Regions from separate parts of the Mus musculus genome. Here region 2 is linked to region 1. The links are chromatin loops, found by intact Hi-C in ENCODE. Cell type or tissue: left cerebral cortex. All regions are shown on one strand. Each heading gives the region's core, and the rest is flanking DNA. Links, peaks and the distances in the headings are about the cores only.

Region 1 (10,249 bases), core at 1,110-9,109:
AGATGGAAAGATTGGCTAGCTGCTTTTTTGTCTACTGTGCATTTTTTCTACTCTGGTACTTGAGAAATATGCCCAGTTTCCTACTTCACTTCTTTAGGTGGTTCAACCCAGTAGGTCCCACCAACTGTGACTATTGTCATATTTTTAGGGATTCTGTGAGGTTTCCTGATGTCAGACCACCAGAGGTGAGGGCCTGGGGAATGCCCTTGATTCAATCTCTATGCAATGCTGCCTTAGAGAGGTGTTTGGGTTGGGAAGATCCAGGCAGACCCTGCAGAGGCACTGGGTCACATCATTTTCCATGTGGCAGAAGCTATGTCCATTTAGAGAAAGGTCAGGTGGCCATTGTCTTCTCTAAGTGTTTTGAGGAGGTTGTGTGGGTCTTTGTAGTTTTGGGGGGAGTGATCTGAGCGGTCCATCTCTGTGATTTGTCACGCTCTGAAATCCCTCACTGTGCTCGGGCCATCTCTGCTCTCATAGGACTCTAAGGAAGTACTCACTGTTCTTGCAGTTGTTGAAGTCATTGAGGACGATGGCACAGGAGTTGGATTTTTCCAGCTGTGAAGTCAGCACACAGAGGAAGTTAGCTTGAGGAAGCCTCAGTAGCCTGTCTTGCCACATCTCCTCCTGTCCTTATCCCCTTGACTTCCCCTTCTGTGACACGTCCCTGGGCTTAAGTCTTCCATGGTTGCCATGTCTCATGATTTGTAGTTCTGCTGTCAGGCAGTATGGTCCAGGCGTGCTGCTTGTCCATGGTGGCCCTTTTGGCTCCAGAGGGCCCTGGCTTTGCCCCTAAGTCTCTCCCAACATCAGGCCACTTATAACCTGCAAGCGTTCTCTCCCTGTGTTTCCCCATTGACTTAGCTCCCCACAGGAACTCCCACCCTTCCCTTCCCTGGACTTACATTTTCATTTATTTTTGCTGTCACTATTGCTGGGATGATCTGATCCAAGGGCAGAGGCACAGGCAGCGGCACTTTTCCTGTGACTCTGTGAAAGAATACATGTTGAAATAAGTGATCCTCGTATTTCTAGGTTTGTCCATGTGTTAGAGAAAACATTTCACTGATGAAGGAGTCAGGATGATGGCTGTGTTCTCAATTTGTGGAGAACCTGAACTCTTTGCAAAGGCACAAAGGACCAAAGCATAGGATACCTAATCTCGAGGTCCACCTGGATGGCTTCATCCTTCAGACAGTGGAATAAGTTTGTTCACAGTCCTGTTTGTTGTCTTGGTGTAGTTTTGGATCTGAACTCACAACTTTCTTAGCTCTAGCTAAAGAAAATGTAGTGGCTCCTTCCCTATATTATGTAATGGGAAGTCTTTCCATCTTTGTCAGTGTGGATCTAAGTCAGAAGAGCCTGCATGCTGTGCTTTGGACAGGACATGGGAACTAGGGCCGCACAACTGTCAGAAGATTTTCCCTGTGTAGCCACATGGCTCTTATTTTGCATTTTGAATCTAGTCAGTGTACTGTTTATGAAATATATGGGATGGGCTACTAGGAAAGGCAGGAGGAATGAAGAAATGTAGGTGTGAGAAGGCAGTCCTTCCACAAAGTGGGATGCTGCTAGTCAGCTTCTAGCTGGTCTGCATTTACTGATTGTCTAGTGTACTATGGTGGACCAGTTCAACTCTGAGAAAGCAGCAGGGACCTTCGGTGACACATTTGAGTCAGGCCAGTAAAGAAAAGAAAGGTTTTACATACGTCTCCACTAACTGAATTTTCATTTCCTTGACATGCATGTGGGTGTCTTGGGCATCAAGGTTGACACACTGGGTGTTGTTGGAGGCAACAGCAATTGTCGTCATTACATCCATCTTAGCTTCAAACTGCAGTAGGCTGATGACTGGTCCAAGCACGCTGTGTAGAAAAAGGTGAGGGTGAATGGATACCACCTGAAATGTGACTCTCTAGGGAGGGATAGGCATTTGGGAATGAGCCTCATGCCTTGGGCCAGGTTCATTGTCTATAGGGAAGGACAGAACATGCCAGTTCACATGATCTTAGGTTCTCAGTCCCTTGCCACAGAAGAAGAGCCAGGTCTTTTTTGGGCCGTCATTCTGTGTTTCACAAACAATTGTTTCACCAAGTCTTGGGGAGGTCACTGTAATGGGCACCCAAGTTCAGGGCTTGGACCTTCTGTATTGAATGTAAGTGCATAAGGCACATGTGCCAGGAGCATGCCTGGCCTGCTACTGGTACTTCAGTTATGGATAGGATTCATGTACATATGTAAATATGTATATATTTCTTGTTTGAGATATTGTTTTATAGTGTAAGCCTGGCTGGGCGGGAAGCCAGTCCTCTTCTAACTATGTGTCTTTGTCATGTGACTTAGCATAGGGCACATGTACCCTCATCCAGAATAACCCAGGTAACCCTTGGGGAAACATACTCACCCTTTTCCATCTATGGTAGCAGTAAGCATGGAGAGAACTTGCATGCCATTAGCTTCCATGTTTATCTCCATGTCGTCCAAAGTTACTTGTCCGACCTTCAGTCTGCAGAGTGATAGCAGAGACTCAGTTGTGTGTCATGGAAACAGTCTGGTCTTCCTGCGTAATACCTGTGAGGCAGCAAGCTCACCACCTGCTGATCTCTGCTAGTCCTATGGCCCCTGAGCTTTATTTTCCACCGTCTAAAGGTTTGAGGTCAAGAAATCCTGGCCCTATTTTCCAGAGAGACTTCTAGGGGAAGTCAGTATGTCTCTCTATGGAAGGGTGACTTTCCCTGGGATTGCTGTATGTTGGGTCTGAGGGTTTCCCAAAGCAGCTTCTTTGTCCAAAACCCCACAGTGAGAAAGCACTTACTCGAGCAGAGTGTCTTTGATATCCATCTTGAGCACATCGTTAAGTGGCTCCTTGATGCCATCTGGGACCACTTCATTCACTTTCTCCTGAATCGCATCTTTTATACCGCTCACATTTTCAACTGCATCCTCAAGAGGCTTCTTGATTTTGGAGAGCCCATCCCCATTCAGCAGCCCTTTTCCAGAGCTCTTGTCTCCACCGAGGTTTAGTAGGCCGCCCAGGGCCTCCGTGCCTGGGATGCCCCCTGGGATTAGCTGGCCAAGACCACCAGTGGCCTTGGAGCCTGATGAGGGCTTTGAGGAATCCCCATTGCCTTCATTGCCTAGGAGTCCACCAATGCCAAGGCCTCCCCCTTCTCCTCCTTTTAGGAGGGAAATGCCATCTAAGAGGGAGAGCAGGTCAGAGCTCTCCACAGTGTTCAACACATCCGCAAGCATGCCTTCCAGGTTAACTTCATCACACTTCACCATGTCCTCAATCTGTGGGGGCAGTGTGCTCATGAGGTCTGAAAAAGATCAAGCGACAACTGCTGTCACTTCAGCCCTAGCATTCTTTCTTCCTGGAAGATAGCATCTTGAAATATGGGGCACTTAGGGACTTTGTATTCTGCCCTCCAATTTGAGTCTTGTCCCTGGCCTAGTTAAGAGTTAGCCTCTGTCAGAGAAATATACCTTCCAAGACCTGAACAGCTCCTTTTAGTCTAGGGTGATGCTAACCTGTGATAAGAGCATTTTCTTCAAAGGTAAATGGGCACAGAGTAAGGGTGGGACTTCATTTATGTTTGTCATTTTTCCCTGTCTTGTCCTTTTTGGTACTCTTGTTTAATTAAAAAAAAGGATTTATTTATTTATTATATGTAAGTACACTGTAGCTGTCTTCAGACACCCCAGAAGAGGGCATCAGATCTCATAATGGATGGTTGTGAGCCATCATGTGTTTGCTTTGATCGGAACTCACGACCTTCAGAAGAGCAGTTGGTGCTCTTAACTGCTGAGCCATCTCTCCACCCCTCTTGTATACTTTTAATAAAAATCGTGTAAAATACACTCTAACTCCCTGGTTCAGACACACTTGCACTCGATTTGCAGAGCATTCTAGTCTGGTCCTATTATGGGGGTGAGGGGCATCAGGCCAACATGCTTTTACCAGCCATGGCTTGGAGAATTGTCAAGTCTCTAGAATACTTCCCTTGTGTGCCTTTCTGGCTGTAGTAGGAATGGCATAGAAAAAGGTCAGTGAAGTATTGACTGTGGTCAGCCTTGCTGAATGTATAGCTGAGGAAGATTGGACTGAGGGATGTTTCTGGCTCAATCGAGTTGGAGTTGAAAGGAGTCCGTGAAGCATCTTTTCCAGCCTAGCTACTCCTTCTCAGTCCAAGAGTTCTGTGCCTCATGAATTGGATTTTGGTGGATTTTAGGTGTAATCCACTCTACCAGTTCATTGCTTTACAGCCTCCATCTTTATCCTGTCATGCTCTGATGTAGGGCTTTGCTAGACCATTGCTCCTGGGAGCTGCTAAAAAGTTTAAGTGTTTCTTGTTGTTAAATAACATTCCATTAGTCCTATCCATTTTCTGTTTCTCAACCAGAATTACTCTTTTGTGCTCTCAGCCTTTGAGAATCATGGGCAATTGAACTTTTATCTCAGAGAACAATGTTTATCTGGGGGAGGAGATGAAATGGGTCTTGAGAGAGCATATGTGGTCAAGGGCTTGTAGGACAATGCTAAATTTGCTGTTTCCTTGTGCTAAACAGCAGGCTGAGGGTTATGGTTCTTAAGGAGTAGAGACAAGCTTGAGGTCTGTAGTGTGACATAGTCTCTAGATGGTAAGACTCAATTGGAAGTCAATAGCCATTGGGTCTGTACAGTTCCTTTGTCTTGGGTAGCATAGTCTTGTCCTGGACCAACAGTGTGAACCTACAGTTTGACCTTATCCTAGAGTATTAGGATGATCTAGATTCAGTCCCTTGCTGCACTAGAATTTATAAGTATGCCCCAAGGTCCCTTGGCTCTCTAGGCACCAAGTAGATGTTACAGCATCATGATGTTTAAATCCACTTGCTCAGAAAGTTGATTGAACTCCTCCTAAGCTCAGAATTGAGCAGCCCCTGGAAAGAGTGGACAGGACTCAAGATAAGAGGTAAAATAGGTCTCACTTACAGTCATGGAGTTTGTCACTGGAGAGGAAGTATCTGGCTGCAGGTGCACACTTGGCACCTTTGGGTGGAGGTACAGGCCTTTTAGGAGGTAACATTTGATGGTTGACTGGTCCTTTGAGGACTGGGGGACTTAGGCCTCCTACAGGGAGATTGAGTGGAGCAGGCACGGCAACAGGAAGATTGCCCACCACTGGGGGTGTTTCCACCAGGTCAAGTGTTCCCGCTTGGATGCTCAACATGATGGCCAAGGCCTGGAGAACCCACATCTTTGTGGCTGAAACCTGAAGAGGAGAAGTGGGTAGCACATCAAATTCCCAATGGATCTTAGAGATTTCATTGAACTTGGTGTAGAGGTGTAGATGACTCCCTGGCCCTGTAAGAGTGTGCTACTGACATACTAGACAGCCCTGTTTTTTCTCCATTCTTGGGGATTTGGTCTGATACATGACAGTAAACATCTTGAGGAAACTCCTCTTTCCTGTTTGTATTTCTCCCATGGCACAGTGTTTTGTCAGGATTGGCTTCAACATATCAATTTAAGCTGAGCTCTGCCCTGAATTCTCTCTTCCAGATACTTGTATATATTTTCCCACTGTCATGTTAAGTCACACATCCTTGGTATTATGCCTAGCATAAATGTCCCTGCCTATGGTTTTGTGTTCGGTGTTGAGATTACATACAGGACCTGTCTCCTTTTCAGCATTGCTCTACCCACGTGCTTTGTCCTCAGCCCCTTATCAGCGTCTCAGTCCTCCTCTGTGAATGTGTCAAGGTTTGTATTCTTACCCTCAACCTTAGGTCCCTTCCCCTAAGTATCTTCCTTGTGAGTAGTTAGTATAGGACTTTTCTAGAGACACCCTATCTCATTGTGCCTGGAAAACCCTTCTGATCCCAGCTATCTTGTCTTGGGTGGCATAACTTTTGCTCGATAGATCTGAGCTGTGCTGGTGGCTGCTGGAGATCATTTCCTACCTCACCATCTCAGATTCCTTGCTTACCCCTTAGCTCTGACATTTACTTCTATTTCCTTTTGTGACAGGGTTTTATGTTGTTGACCCGGGTTTCCTGAAGCTTGCTTGATAGACCATAGTGGCCTTGAACTCACAGAGATCTTTCTGCCTCTGTCTCTCCAGTGTTGGGATTAAAGCTGTGCACCACCTTGCCTGGCCTGTCTTAAAGGTAATTCCACACATTCATTACTTTCTGTTGTTATATATGTGTGTTCCAAGTCATGTGTGCAAGCCACATGACATCGTGTTTGAGTTGGTTCCTTCCTTTTGCCATTTGTGTTGCAGAGATCAAAGTGAAGTCCTCAAGCTTGGAGACAGGTACTTTCACCAGCTGAGTGATCTGACTAGCCTCTCTCTAACCTTGAGAGTGGTGCTGAGGTGTGTATCCATGACGTGTTCCTACAAGATGGTTAGATGGTGGCATTTCTTCCATGTCCCCTGTCAGGTTTTGTAAAATGGAGGGTGTGTTCCTTTTCTCCCACTTCTCGTCCCTTCTCTCAAATCCTTACCCCAAGATAATCCTTACCCCTGAGATTTGTCTAATTGAAAGTGGGCCCTTGATGATTTCCTGATAATAAAAGCCATTCACCAATATGGCAGCCACAACCCCAACTATAGAAACACTAAGCAACCTGAGTGCTGTGACTGGTCCCACTCTGACAAGTAGTTGATATTGTTTCAACATATCATCTATACTCCCTCTAAATCATCTTTCAGATCTTGCTTCACCCCAACTTCATTGCCTATTCCTGATGTCTTCAGTGACTGAGTCTTCTCGGAACAGAGCTGGCCTATGTCTGAAAATTTCTGAATCTCCGTGGATGGTGTTCTGGTTTAGCTTTGCTTTGTGCACCTACACTACCACAACGAAGCCCTGTGGTGCCCTCACCATCAGGAAGTGGTTCCAGTATAGTGATGCCAATGGTACACTCCTTGTCTTGAATAAATTGCTGTTTGGAAAATAAATCTCACCCCACTTTCACCTGATTTCCCCCTTTCCTCTCTGACTTGTGGGAAATCTAGTCAATAAGGCAGTCATCTAAAAACACTCTAAGGAAGAGCAAGGCATGTGTGTCTAGTAAAGGGCTCCAGTATGCTGACCTGATGGATGTTTCTGGGAGTCCAGCACTAAGTTTCCCATTTTCTTAGAGCAGTCTGTTAGGCCCTTGTTACCCCCCATCCCATGGTACACCCAATGTCCTGCACTTAAGCCACAGAGGAATATTTCAGAGCCAGGAAGTAAGCCCTAGTTATCTGTCCAGAGGTTACCTGTTCCATGCTCATCCCACCAGCTTTGCCCTTCTGTGTGGATTTCTGGGCAGTCCTTACCTTGCCCCTGGTTGAAGGTTTGCTGTCTTCAGGAGCTGCTTCTCCTGCTCCTGCTTCTGCTGTTTTCCTGAAACATGTGTCCCCTTTTATAGCCCATCCAGTGCCTCCTTTAAAGGTCACGATGGAGGAAGGGGCCTGAGGTAGTTGTGCTGATAAGACAGGTGTGATGCTTTCCAGAAGAGTACTCTACCTTTGTTCTTGCTTTTGTTGGCATGTTCCTATGCCTGTCAGAGCAGATCTTGGGATGGCAGAGCAGGCGTGTCGTCATAAAGAACATATGCCTCGCCTTTAGGAACCTGATGGTTCCTTGTGTTTTGTTTTCAACCTTGGGGTGGGGAGAAGCCAATGGATTGAGCTCCTTAATGTGTTTGTGGAGTGTAATGTAAGGAGTTTTATCTGTCCTCTTCTTATTTTACATCCTCATAACCTTTCTTATGTGTGGCTGCCTTGTATTCATGAGGATCTTGGGTGACTGCATGCAATAAAAAATGGATAGGGCCACAAGTGAGATGCCGTGGGCATCCTGTGAGAGGACTTTAATGGTGTTTCATAAGGTTAAGTATAAGCTTGATATCTAACCATCAACAGAATTGGTAGGCAGCCATGGCATAGCTACTGTGTGTGTCCCTTTGGTCATAATTTCATGAGATGGCCTCTTTTCAAAACCTTGGTCTCAGGGATGAGTGACATGAAGCATCCAGCCATATTTGCAGGTACCCATGAGTAAGGGATGGATGGTTATAGTGAGAAAGTGAACGGATGGGAACATAGCAGTGATCCTAGTCATGTTAAGCAGAGTAGTTCCATAATTGTGTGAGACCACTTTCATTTCTTCTTTCAATGCAATTATAACAGGGCTGGCATGAATGAAGAATTGTGTGTGCATTAATATTTCCAATAATAGTCATGTATTCTTTGAAAATGTATGTTTATTCAATGAAATTTGATGATATTCATTTACCACTACCTGCTTCTAGTGCCCTTGCTTCCTCTCCATCTTAGCTTCACACTTTACTTCTTTTGGGTATTTACATCCTTTGAGTCTAATTAGGGCTTTCTACCATTGTGTGTGCAATGTACCTGTATTGTGTGCTAAGGTGTGCCAATCCTTATTACTCATCAACACTTGGTATAGTTCATCCACTAAGGGTAGGTCTTTGTGTGGCATTGCTGCATCCATACTGGCTTCTTGAATATTTTGACCTTTTGAAGTGTTTTTCAGGTGAACACTGCTGGTTAGAACAGGTGTGTGCAACAGTTGTGTCTGGAAGGTAGCAGTTCACACTTCTTCCCATTCCTTAACATTGTTTCTGCCCCCTGAATCTGTCTGTCTGTCTGTCTGTCTGTCTGTCTGTCTGTCTGTCTCTGTCTCTCATGTTTTTTCCTGATCTTGTGTTGGAACACTCATATTTTTGTCAGTTCTGATACTGCAGTAAGTTTGTCATAGTATGAAAAGGATTGTCTTGACCAAAATCAAGAGCAACAAATGTTTATCTGTGTATACACAAGAATTTAGGAAAGTGATTATATAGCATGAACTTGTAGCAAAATAAGAGTTGGTCTCTTCCCTTGGTCCTAAGATCTCCTTCCTCATTTATGTTTCACTGGCTTAAAGTAGCAGGCATGAAGTCCCTCTGTGAAACAGGCCTCACATTCAATCAGAAAGCACTTGGTTCTTCCCATAACCATTATTCCACTACTGCAGTAGTGGGCACAGCTCGTCATGTAGGTAGGTCATTATTATAGCATCTAGCATCCAGTGTTGAGTCAGCCCTTTGATGTCTTTTTTCCCTACATCCCCCAGAGGCATGCCTAGTATTTTCTGGCACTATGTAAGCTATGCAGGGTGGAGAGTTTTTGTCTGGCCCATTGAGGACCAACTGGCAGCTCATCAGACTACCTAAAGCAGAGACTGCAGTGGAGAGATAATGGCAGCCAGCACATCTTGACTGGGGCTGCTTAGCTGTACATAGCTCTGGCCTCTACTTAATGAGAGTTCATGCCAGGACCCTAACAATGGAGTTTAAGGGGAACAGTGTGTCACTGCATCTCTCTTTTGCTTCCTAGATTAGGCATATTGATTAAACTGTTAATGTGTGTGCTTTTTACATTCATTTGGCTTTTAATTGTCTTATTGAGAACTGGTGTCCCAAAGTGGCTCGTTGCATGGGACACCTGTGTGACCCTAGGTTCTGTAACAGAATGAGCCATGCATGATCTTAGTGGTCTGCCTTGGGTCTGTTCTGTTCTTAGAAAGTCACTGTCTGATGCCCTGACTCTTTGCTGTCTCTTTTCTCACTTTGTGTCTCTCAAGCTTCTGTGCCTCTCTTCTGGGCCCGAGGGTTTCCTTCCATTTCCAAAGAAGGTTGCAGGGTTCCCATCCCTGAAGTGTTTACCATTTCCCCTGTTTAGGATGTCACAGTGTCTGTTGCAATCACAGGGCTGAAGCAGGACAGGGCTATGTGACCCCAGATCACTCATGGCAGTTCCCGTTCCCTGCATGCTGAGCATGGTGCAACCTTCCTATTCCCCTGCTTGGCCCTTCCTGCAGCCTCTGCGTGCCCACTGCAGGCCTTTCCCTGGCCACACTTGTCCTTGCTCTGAATGTCAGCAACTGTTCCCCCTCCAATGGCCCCACTGTGGTCTTGGTGAAATTCAGATGCAAAGAACAATGGGCAGCTGGCCTTTTCTCTCAGGGCACAACCATGATGCTCAGTAGTAGATGGAACTCAAGTTTTCTGGGTATTATATTTTGGACTTTTAAGGAACATTGCATGCTGGTTTTGGTGCCAGCTGTGACACCTCTCAGTGAGTTGACCCTTTTTGTCCTCAGTAGTTCTTTAGAGACAGACAACTTATGGACGAGGTGGGAGTGGGCACATTGGGAGGCACTGTGGTGACTTCTGGTCTCTGATTCTCAGGAGGTGGGGCAACCA
Region 2 (10,249 bases), core at 1,002-9,001, 50 kb after region 1:
TGGTCCTGGTGTGCTGCTTGTCCATGGTGGCCCTTTTGGCTCCAGAGGGCCCTGGCTTTGCCCCTAAGTCTCTCCCAACATCAGGCCACTTATAACCTGCAAGCGTTCTCTCCCTGTGTTTCCCCATTGACTTAGCTCCCCACAGGAACTCCCACCCTTCCCTTCCCTGGACTTACATTTTCATTTATTTTTGCTGTCACTATTGCTGGGATGATCTGATCCAAGGGCAGAGGCACAGGCAGAGGCACTTTTCCTGTGACTCTGTGAAAGAATACATGTTGAAATAAGTGATCCTTGTATTTCTAGGTTTGTCCATGTGTTAGAGAAAACATTTCACTGATGAAGGAGTCAGGATGATGGCTGTGTTCTCAATATGTGGAGAACCTGAACTCTTTGCAAAGGCACAAAGGACCAAAGCATAGGATACCTAATCTCGAGGTCCACCTGGATGGCTTCATCCTTCAGACAGTGGAACAAGTTTGTTCACAGTCCTGTTTGTTGTCTTGGTGTAGTTTTGGATCTGAACTCACAACTTTCTTAGCTCTAGCTAAAGAAAATGTAGTGGCTCCTTCCCTATGCTATGTAATGGGAAGTCTTTCCATCTTTGTCAGTGTGGATCTAAGTCAGAAGAGCCTGCATGCTGTGCTTTGGACAGGACATGGGAACTAGGGCCGCACAACTGTCAGAAGATTTTCCCTGTGTAGCCACATGGCTCTTATTTTGCATTTTGAATCTAGTCAGTGTACTGTTTATGAAACATATGGGATGGGCTACTAGGAAAGGCAGGAGGAATGAAGAAATGTAGGTGTGAGAAGGCAGTCCTTCCACAAAGTGGGATGCTGCTAGTCAGCTTCTAGCTGGTCTGCATTTACTGATTGTCTAGTGTACTATGGTGGACCAGTTCAACTCTGAGAAAGCAGCAGGGACCTTCGGTGACACATTTGAGTCAGGCCAGTAAAGAAAAGAAAGGTTTTACATACGTCTCCACTAACTGAATTTTCATTTCCTTGACATGCATGTGGGTGTCTTGGGCATCAAGGTTGACACACTGGGTGTTGTTGGAGGCAACAGCAATTGTCGTCATTACATCCATCTTAGCTTCAAACTGCAGTAGGCTGATGACTGGTCCAAGCACGCTGTGTAGAAAAAGGTGAGGGTGAATGGATACCACCTGAAATGTGACTCTCTAGGGAGGGATAGGCATTTGGGAATGAGCCTCATGCCTTGGGCCAGGTTCATTGTCTATAGGGAAGGACAGAACATGCCAGTTCACATGATCTTAGGTTCTCAGTCCCTTGCCACAGAAGAAGAGCCAGGTCTTTTTTGGGCAGTCATTCTGTGTTTCACAAACAATTGTTTCACCAAGTCTTGGGGAGGTCACTGTAATGGGCACCCAAGTTCAGGGCTTGGACCTTCTGTATTGAATGTAAGTGCATAAGGCACATGTGCCAGGAGCATGCCTGGCCTGCTACTGGTACTTCAGTTATGGATAGGATTCATGTACATATGTAAATATGTATATATTTCTTGTTTGAGATATTGTTTTATAGTGTAAGCCTGGCTGGGCGGGAAGCCAGTCCTCTTCTAACTATGTGTCTTTGTCATGTGACTTAGCATAGGGCACATGTACCCTCATCCAGAATAACCCAGGTAACCCTTGGGGAAACATACTCACCCTTTTCCATCTATGGTAGCAGTAAGCATGGAGAGAACTTGCATGCCATTAGCTTCCATGTTTATCTCCATGTCGTCCAAAGTTACTTGTCCGACCTTCAGTCTGCAGAGTGATAGCAGAGACTCAGTTGTGTGTCATGGAAACAGTCTGGTCTTCCTGCGTAATACCTGTGAGGCAGCAAGCTCACCACCTGCTGATCTCTGCTAGTCCTATGGCCCCTGAGCTTTATTTTCCACTGTCTAAGGGTTTGAGGTCAAGAAATCCTGGCCCTATTTTCCAGAGACTTCTAGGGGAAGTCAGTATGTCTCTCTATGGAAGGGTGACTTTCCCTGGGATTGCTGTATGTTGGGTCTGAGGGTTTCCCAAAGCAGCTTCTTTATCCAAAATCCCACAGTGAGAAAGCACTTACTCGAGCAGAGTGTCTTTGATATCCATCTTGAGCACATCGTTAAGTGGCTCCTTGACGCCATCTGGGACCACTTCATTCACTTTCTCCTGAATGGCATCTTTTATACCGCTCACATTTTCAACTGCATCCTCAAGAGGCTTCTTGATTTTGGAGAGCCCATCCCCATTCAGCAGCCCTTTTCCAGAGCTCTTGTCTCCACCGAGGTTTAGTAGGCCGCCCAGGGCCTCCGTGCCTGGGATGCCCCCTGGGATTAGCTGGCCAAGACCACCAGTGGCCTTGGAGCCTGATGAGGGCTTTGAGGAATCCCCATTGCCTTCATTGCCTAGGAGTCCACCAATGCCAAGGCCTCCCCCTTCTCCTCCTTTTAGGAGGGAAATGCCATCTAAGAGGGAGAGCAGGTCAGAGCTCTCCACAGTGTTCAACACATCCGCAAGCATGCCTTCCAGGTTAACTTCATCACACTTCACCATGTCCTCAATCTGTGGGGGCAGTGTGCTCATGAGGTCTGAAAAAGATCAAGCGACAACTGCTGTCAGCTCAGCCCTAGCATTCTTTCTTCCTGGAAGATAGCATCTTGAAATATGGGGCACATAGGGACTTTGTATTCTGCCTTCCAATTTGAGTCTTGTCCCTGGCCTAGTTAAGAGTTAGCCTCTGTCAGAGAAATATACCTTCCAAGACCTGAACAGCTCCTTTTAGCCTACAGTGATGCTAACCTGTGATAAGAGCATTTTCTTCAAAGGTAAATGGGCACAGAGTAAGGGTGGGACTTCATTTATGTTTGTCATTTTTCCCTGTCTTGTCCTTTTTGGTACTCTTGTTTAATTTAAAAAAAAAAGATTTATTTTTTTTATTATATGTAAGTACACTGTAGCTGTCTTCAGACCTTATAATGGATGGTTGTGAGCCATCATGTGGTTGCTGCGATCTGAACTCATGACCTTCAGAAGAGCAGTTGGTGCTCTTAACTGCTGAGCCATCTCTCCAGCCCTTTTGTTTACTTTTAATAAAAATCCTGTAAAATACACTCTAACTCCCTGGCTCAGACACACTTGCACTCGATTTGCAGAGCATTCTAGTCTGGTCCTATTATGGGGGTGAGGGGCATCAGGCCAACATGCTTTTACCAGCCATGTCTTGGAGAATTGTCAAGTCTCTCGAATACTTCCCTTGTGTGCCTTTCTGGCTGTAGTAGGAATGGCATAGAAAAAGGTCAGTGAAGTATTGACTGTGGTCAGCCTTGCTGAATGTATAGCTGAGGAAGATTGGACTGAGGGTTGTTTCTGGCTCAATTGAGTTGGAGTTGAAAGTAGTCCGTGAAGCATCTTTTCCAGCCCAGCTACTTACTCCTTCTCAGTCCAAGAGTTCTGTGCCTCATAAATTGGATTTTGGTGGATTTTAGGTGTAATCCACTATGCCAGTTCATTGCTTTACGGCCTCCATCTTTATCCTGTCATGCTCTGATGTAGGGCTTTGCTAGACCATTGCTCCTGGGAGCTGCTAAAAAGTTTAAGTGTTTCTTGTTGTTAAATAACATTCCATTAGTCCTATCCATTTTCTGTTTCTCAACCAGAATCACTTTTTTTGTGCTCTCAGCCTTTGAGAATCATGGGCAATTGAACTTTTATCTCAGAGAACAATGTTTATCTGGGGGAGGAGATGAAATGGGTCTTGAGAGAGCATAAGTGCTCAAGGGATTGTAGGACAATGCTAAATTTGCTGTTTCCTTGTGCTAAACAGCAGGCTGAGGGTTATGGTTCTTCAGGAGTAGAGATGAGCTTGAGGTCTGTAGTGTGACATCGTCTCTAGATGGTAAGACTCAGTTGGAACTCAAATAGTGAGATAGCCATTGGGTCTGTACAGTTCCTTTGTCTTGGGTAGCGTAGGCTTGTCCTGGACCAACAGTGTGAACCTACAAGCAGTTTGACCTTATCCTAGAGTATTAGGATGATCTAGATTCAGTCTCTTGCTGCACCAGAATTTATAGGTATGCCCCAAGGTCCCTTGGCTCTCTAGGCCCCAAGTAGATGTTACAGCATCATGATGTTTAAATCCACTTGCTCAGAAAGTTGATTGAACTCCTCCTAAGCTCAGAATTGAGCAGCCCCTGGAAAGAGTGGACAGGACTCAAGATAAGAGGTAAAATAGGTCTCACTTACAGTCATGGAGTTTGTCACTGGAGAGGAAGTATCTGGCTGCAGGTGCACACTTGCCACCTTTGGGTGGAGGTACAGGCCTTTTAGGAGGTAACATTTGATGGTTGACTGGTCCTTTGAGGACTGGAGGACTTAGGCCTCCTACAGGGAGATTGAGTGGAACAGGCATGGCAACAGGAAGATTGCCCACCACTGGGGGTGTTTCCACCAGGTCAAGTGTTCCCGCTTGGATGCTCAACATGATGGCCAAGGCCTGGAGAACCCACATCTTTGTGGCTGAAACCTGAAGAGGAGAAGTGGGTAGCACATCACATTCCCAACAGATCTTAAAGATTTCATTGAACTTGGTGTAGAGGTGTAGATGACTCCCTGGCCCTGTAAGAGTGTGCTACTGACATACTTGACAGCCCTGTTTCTTCTCCATTCATGGAGATTTGGTCTGATACATGGCAGTAAACATCTTGAGGAAACTTCTCTTTCCTGTTTGTGTTTCTCCCATGGCACAGTGTTTTGTCAGGATTGGCTTCAACATATCAATTTAAGCTGAGCTCTGCCCTGAATTCTCTCTTCCAGATACTTGTATAAATTTTCCCACTGTCATGTTAAGTCACACATCCTTGGTATTATGCCTAGCATAAATGTCCCTGCCTATGGTTTTGTGTTCGGTGTTGAGATTACACACAGGACCTGTCTCCTTTTCAGCATTGCTCTACCCATGTGCTCTGTCTTCAGCTCCTTATCAGCGTCCCAGTCCTCCTCTGTGAATGTGTTAAGGCTTGGATCCTTACCATCAACTTAGGTCCCTTCCCCTAAGTATCTTCCTTGTCAGTAGTTAGTATAGGACTTTTCTAGAGATACCCTATCTCATTGTGCCAGGAAAACCCTTCTGATCCAGGCTATCTTGTCTTGGGTAGCATAACTTTTTCTCGATAGATCTGAGCTGTGCTGGTGGCTCCTGGAGATCATTTCCTACCTCACCTTCTCAGATTCCTTGCTTACCCCTTAGCTCTGACATTTACCTCTATTTCCTTTTGTGACAGGGTTTTATGTTGTTGACCTGGGTTTCCTGAAGCTTGTTTGGTAGACCATAGTGGCATTGAACTCACAGAGATCTTTCTGCCTCTGTCTCTTCAGTGTTGGGATTAAAGCTGTGCACCACCTTGCCTGGCCTGTCTTAAAGGTAATTCTACACATTCATTACTTTCTGTTGTTATATATGTGTGTTCCATGTCATGTGTGCGAGCCACATAACATCGTGTTTGAGTTGGTTCCTTCCTTTTGCCATTTGATCCAGAGATCAAAGTGAAGTCCTCAAGCTTGGAGACAGGTACTTTCTCCAGCTGAGTGATCTGACTAGCCTCTCTCTAACCTTGAGAGTGGTGCTGAGGTGTGCATCCGTGACGTGTTCCTACAAGATGGTTAGATGGTGGCATTTCTTCCATGTCCCCTGTCAGGTTTTGTAAAATGGAGGGTGTGTTCCTTTTCTCCCACTTCTCGTCCCTTCTCTCAAATCCTTACCCCAAATTAATCCTTACCCCTGAGATTTGTCTAATTGAAAGTGGGCCCTTGATGATTTCCTGATAATAAAAGCCATTCACCAATATGGCAGCCACAACCCCAACTATAGAAACACTAAGCAACCTGAGTGCTGTGACTGGTACCGCTCTGACAATTAGTTGATATTGTTTCAAAATATCATCTATACTCCCTCTAAATCATCTTTCAGATCTTGCTTCACCCCAACTTCATTGCCTATTCCTGATGTCTTCAGTGACTGAGTCTTCTCGGAACAGAGCTGGCCTATGTCTGAAAATTTCTGAATCTCCGTGGATGGTGTTCTGGTTTAGCTTTGCTTTGTGCACCTACACTACCACAACGAAGCCCTGTGGTGCCCTCACCATCAGGAAGTGGTTCCAGTAAAGTGATGCCAATGGTACATTCCCTGTCTTGAATAAATTGCTGTTTGGAAAATAAATCTCACCCCACTTTCACCTGATTTCCCCTTTTCCTCTCTGACTTGTGGGAAATCTAGTCAGTAAGGCAGTCATCTAAAAACACTCTAAGGAAGAGCAAGGCATGTGTGTCTAGTAAAGGGCTCATGTATGCTGACCTGATTGATGTTTCTTGGAGTCCAGTACTCAGTGTCCCATTTTCTTAGAGCAGTCTGTTAGGCCCTTGTTATCCCCCATCCCATGGTAGACCCAATGTCTTGCACTTAAGCAGCAGAGTAACATTTCAGAGCCAGGAAGTAAGCCCTAGTTATCTGTCCAGAGGTTACCTGTTCCATGCTCATCCCACCAGCTTTGCCCTTCTGTGTGGATTTCTGGGCAGTCCTTACCTTGCCCCTTGTTGAAGGTTTGCTGTCTTCAGGAGCTGCTTCTCCTGCTCCTGCTTCTGCTGTCCTCCTGAACATGTGTCCCCTTTTATAGCCCATCCAGTGCCTCCTTGAAAGGTCATGATGGAGGAAGGCGCCTGAGGTAGATGTGTTGATAAGACAGGTGTGATGCTTTCCAGAAGAGTACTCGACCTTTGTTCTTGCTTTTGTTGGCATGTTCCTATGCCTGTCAGAGCAGATCTTTTGATGGCAGGGCAGGCGTGTCGTCATACAGAACATATGCCTCGCCTTTAGGAACCTGATGGTTCCTTGTGTTTTGTTTTCAACCTTGGGGTGGGGAGAAGCCAATGAATTGAGCTCCTTAATGTGTTTGTGGAGTGTAATGTAAGGAGTTTAATCGTCCTCTTCTTATTTTACATCCTCATAACCTTTCTTATGTGTTGCTGCCTTGTATTCATGAGGTTGTTGGGTGACTGCATGCAATAAAAAATGGATAGGGCCACAAGTGAGATGCCAGTGGGCAGTCCTGTGAGAGGACTTTAATGGTGTTTCATAAGGTTAAGTATAAGCTTGATATCTAACCATCAACAGAATGGTAGGCAGCCATGCATAGCTATTGTGTGTGTCCCTTTGGTCATAATTTATGAGATGGCCTCTTTTCAAATCCTTGGTCTCAGGGATGAGTGACATGAAGCATCCAGCCATATTTGCAGGTATCCATGAATAACGGATGGATGGTTATAGTGAGAAAGTGAACGGATGGGAACATAGCAGTGATCCTAGTCATGTTAAGCAGTGTAGTTCCATAATTGTGTGAGACCACTTTCATTTCTTCTTTCTATGCAATTATAACAGGGCTGGCATGAGTGAAGAATTGTGTGTGCATTAATATTTCCAGTAATAGTCATGTATTCTTTGAAAATGTATGTTTATTCAATGAAATTTGATGATATTCATTTACCACTACCTGCTTCTAGTGCCCTTGCTTGCTCTCCATCTTAGCTTCATACTTTCCTTCTTTTGGGTATTTACATCTTTTGAGTCTAATTAGGGCTTTCTACCATTGTGTGTGCAATGTACCTGTATTGTGTGCTAGGGCGTGCCAGTCCTTATTACTCATCAACACTTGGAATAGTTTATCAACTAAGGGTAGGTCTTTGTGTGGCCTTGCTCCATCCATACTGGCCTCTTGAATATTTTGACCTTTTAAGCTGTTTTTCAGGTGAACACTGCTGGTTAGAACAGATGTGTGCCACAGTTGTGTCTGGAAGGTAGCAGTTCACACTTTTTCCCATTCCTTAACATTGTTTCTGCCCCCTGCATCTGTCTCTCTGTCTGTCTCTGTCTCTCTCTCTCATGTTTTTTCCTGATCTTGTGTTGGAACACTCACATTTTTGTCAGTTCTGAGACTGAATTAAGTTTGTCACAGCATGAAAAGGATTGTCTTGACCAAAGTCAAGAGCAACAAATGTTTATCTGTGTATACACAAGAATTTAGGAAAATGATTATATAGTATGAACTTGTAGCAAAATAAGAGTTGGTCTCTTCCCCTGGTCCTAAGATCTCCTTCCTCATTTATGTTTCACTGGCTTACAGTAGCAGGCATGAAGTCCCTCTGTGAAACAGACCTTACATTCAATCAGAAAGCACTTGGTTCTTCCCATAACCGTTATTCCACTACTGCAGTAGTAGGCACAGCTCATCATGTAGGTAGGTCATTATTATAGCATCTAGCATCCAGTGTTGAGTCAGCCCTTTGATGTCTTTTTTCCCTACATCCCCCAGAAGCATGCCTAGTATTTTCTGGCACCATGTAAGCTATGCAGCATGGAGAGTTTTTGTCTGGTCCATTGAGGACCAACTGGCAGCTCATCAGAGCAACCTAAAGTAGAGACAGCAGTGGAGAGATGATAGCAGCCAGGACATCTTGACAGGGGCTGCTTAGCTGTACATAGCTCTGGCCTCTACTTAATGAGAGTTCGTGCCAGGACCCTAACAATGGAGTCGAAGGGGAACAGTGTGTCACTACGTCTCCCTTTTGCTTCCTAGCTTAGGCATATTGATTAAACTGTTAATGTGTGTGCTTTTTACATTCATTTGGCTATTAATTGTCTTATTGAGAACTGGTGTCCCAAAGTGGCTCGTTGCATGGGGCACCTGTGTGACCCTAGGTTCTGTAACAGAATGAGCCATGCATGATCTTAGTGGTCTGCCTTGGGTCTGTTCTGTTCTTAGAAAGTCACTGTCTGATGCCCTGACTCTTTGCTGTCTCTTTTCTCACTTTGTGTCTCTCAAGCTTCCGTGCCTCTCTTCTGGGCCCGAGGGTTTCCTTCCATTTCCAAAGAAGGTTGCAGGGTTCCCATCCCTGAAGTGTTTACCATTTCCCCTGTTTAGGATGTCACAGTGTCTGTTGCAATCACAGGGCTGAAGCAGGACAGGGCTATGTGACCCCAGATCACTCATGGCAGTTCCCGTTCCCTGCATGCTGAGCATGGTGCAACCTTCCTATTCCCCTGCTTGGCCCTTCCTGCAGCCTCTGCGTGCCCACTGCAGGCCTTTCCCTGGCCACACTTGTCCTTGCTCTGAATGTCAGCAACTGTTCCCCCTCCAATGGCCCCACTGTGGTCTTGGTGAAATTCAGATGCAAAGAACAATGGGCAGCTGGCCTTTTCTCTCAGGGCACAACCATGATGCTCAGTAGTAGATGGAACTCAAGTTTTCTGGGTATTATATTTTGGACTTTTAAGGAACATTGCATGCTGGTTTTGGTGCCAGCTGTGACACCTCTCAGTGAGTTGACCCTTTTTGTCCTCAGTAGTTCTTTAGAGACAGACAACTTATGGACGAGGTGGGAGTGGGCACATTGGGAGGCACTGTGGTGACTTCTGGTCTCTGATTCTCAGGAGGTGGGGCAACCACTGAATTCTGCTTATCCAGGATGCATGGAGTATGTCATTCAGGTCAGGTTTCCCATCTGGGGACAAAGGGCTGACAGAAGCCAGCTTGTTTCAGACACTAAGTGATTTGACCTGCTGATGTGCATTTGAAGGGAGAGCCTTTGAAGGCTGTCCAAGGCTGGCCTGAGATCACATTTGCCTTTGATATGTAAGGTAGGTGCCAACTCCTAATGTCTCTGTATGAAAAGATCAGTATAGGCCAGCTGAGCCAAAGGAGCCCTGTTGACCCAGGCATCAAGATTTCCACCTTTGATAGTCGTGTCTTTAATCACACACACAATGCACATCTGCACAAGGCATACTTCTGTTTCTCATGTGTTTGTTTGTGTCTGGTGTCCTGCAAGTAGAGACTGAGTTGGGCCTCTTGTGTCAATTGTTTCTGTGGTGTGATCAACTCTGATTTTTGGGAGTCGTAGTTCACAGGGCCCTCTCCTGGGTACTTTGTGTCTCAGAACCCTTGTAATTTGTCACTGACATGTGGTCTTGTCTGCAGAGGTGACATAGGCTCAATGAGGTCTTATTTTCATTTTTCTGGTACTAGAGATTAAACTTATTGTCATATATTCTAGGTATGTGTTTAACCCCCATGCCATATCCCAAGTCTTTTTTTAATATGTTAATTCTTTAACTCAGTATTATTATTAAAAAATAAGATTAGTATTGATTCTATGTTTGTCAGTTTTTAACTCTCATTTATGTATATGTATCCTGTGTGT

What was found. Peaks named below come from ENCODE experiments on the same cell type or tissue, not always from the same donor. Only the 100,000 strongest peaks of a DNase experiment are listed, where the experiment ranks them.
Region 2: a loop joins it to region 1, with 8 times the contacts of the local background. A loop is called at or near these places in 14 of 42 quality-filtered maps.

Annotation. Positions count from the first base shown.
Region 1 is chr2:154,304,352-154,314,600 of GRCm38, reverse strand. Bpifb9b (BPI fold containing family B, member 9B) reads right to left here and starts at 7,357. Exons shown (of 15, transcript NM_001025574.1): 1 at 7,314-7,357; 2 at 4,976-5,255; 3 at 2,816-3,320; 4 at 2,405-2,506; 5 at 1,710-1,865; 6 at 906-990; 7 at 501-558. The coding sequence starts at 5,240. It also overlaps a transcript of Cdk5rap1 not described here. In left cerebral cortex, for the core only: no CTCF peak of the experiment used is centred there; no DNase peak of the experiment used is centred there.
Region 2 is chr2:154,254,244-154,264,492 of GRCm38, reverse strand. It overlaps Bpifb9a (BPI fold containing family B, member 9A), which reads right to left and starts at 6,614. Exons shown (of 15, transcript NM_175167.3): 1 at 6,579-6,614; 2 at 4,244-4,523; 3 at 2,085-2,589; 4 at 1,676-1,777; 5 at 981-1,136; 6 at 177-261. The coding sequence starts at 4,508. It also overlaps a transcript of Cdk5rap1 not described here. In left cerebral cortex, for the core only: no CTCF peak of the experiment used is centred there; no DNase peak of the experiment used is centred there.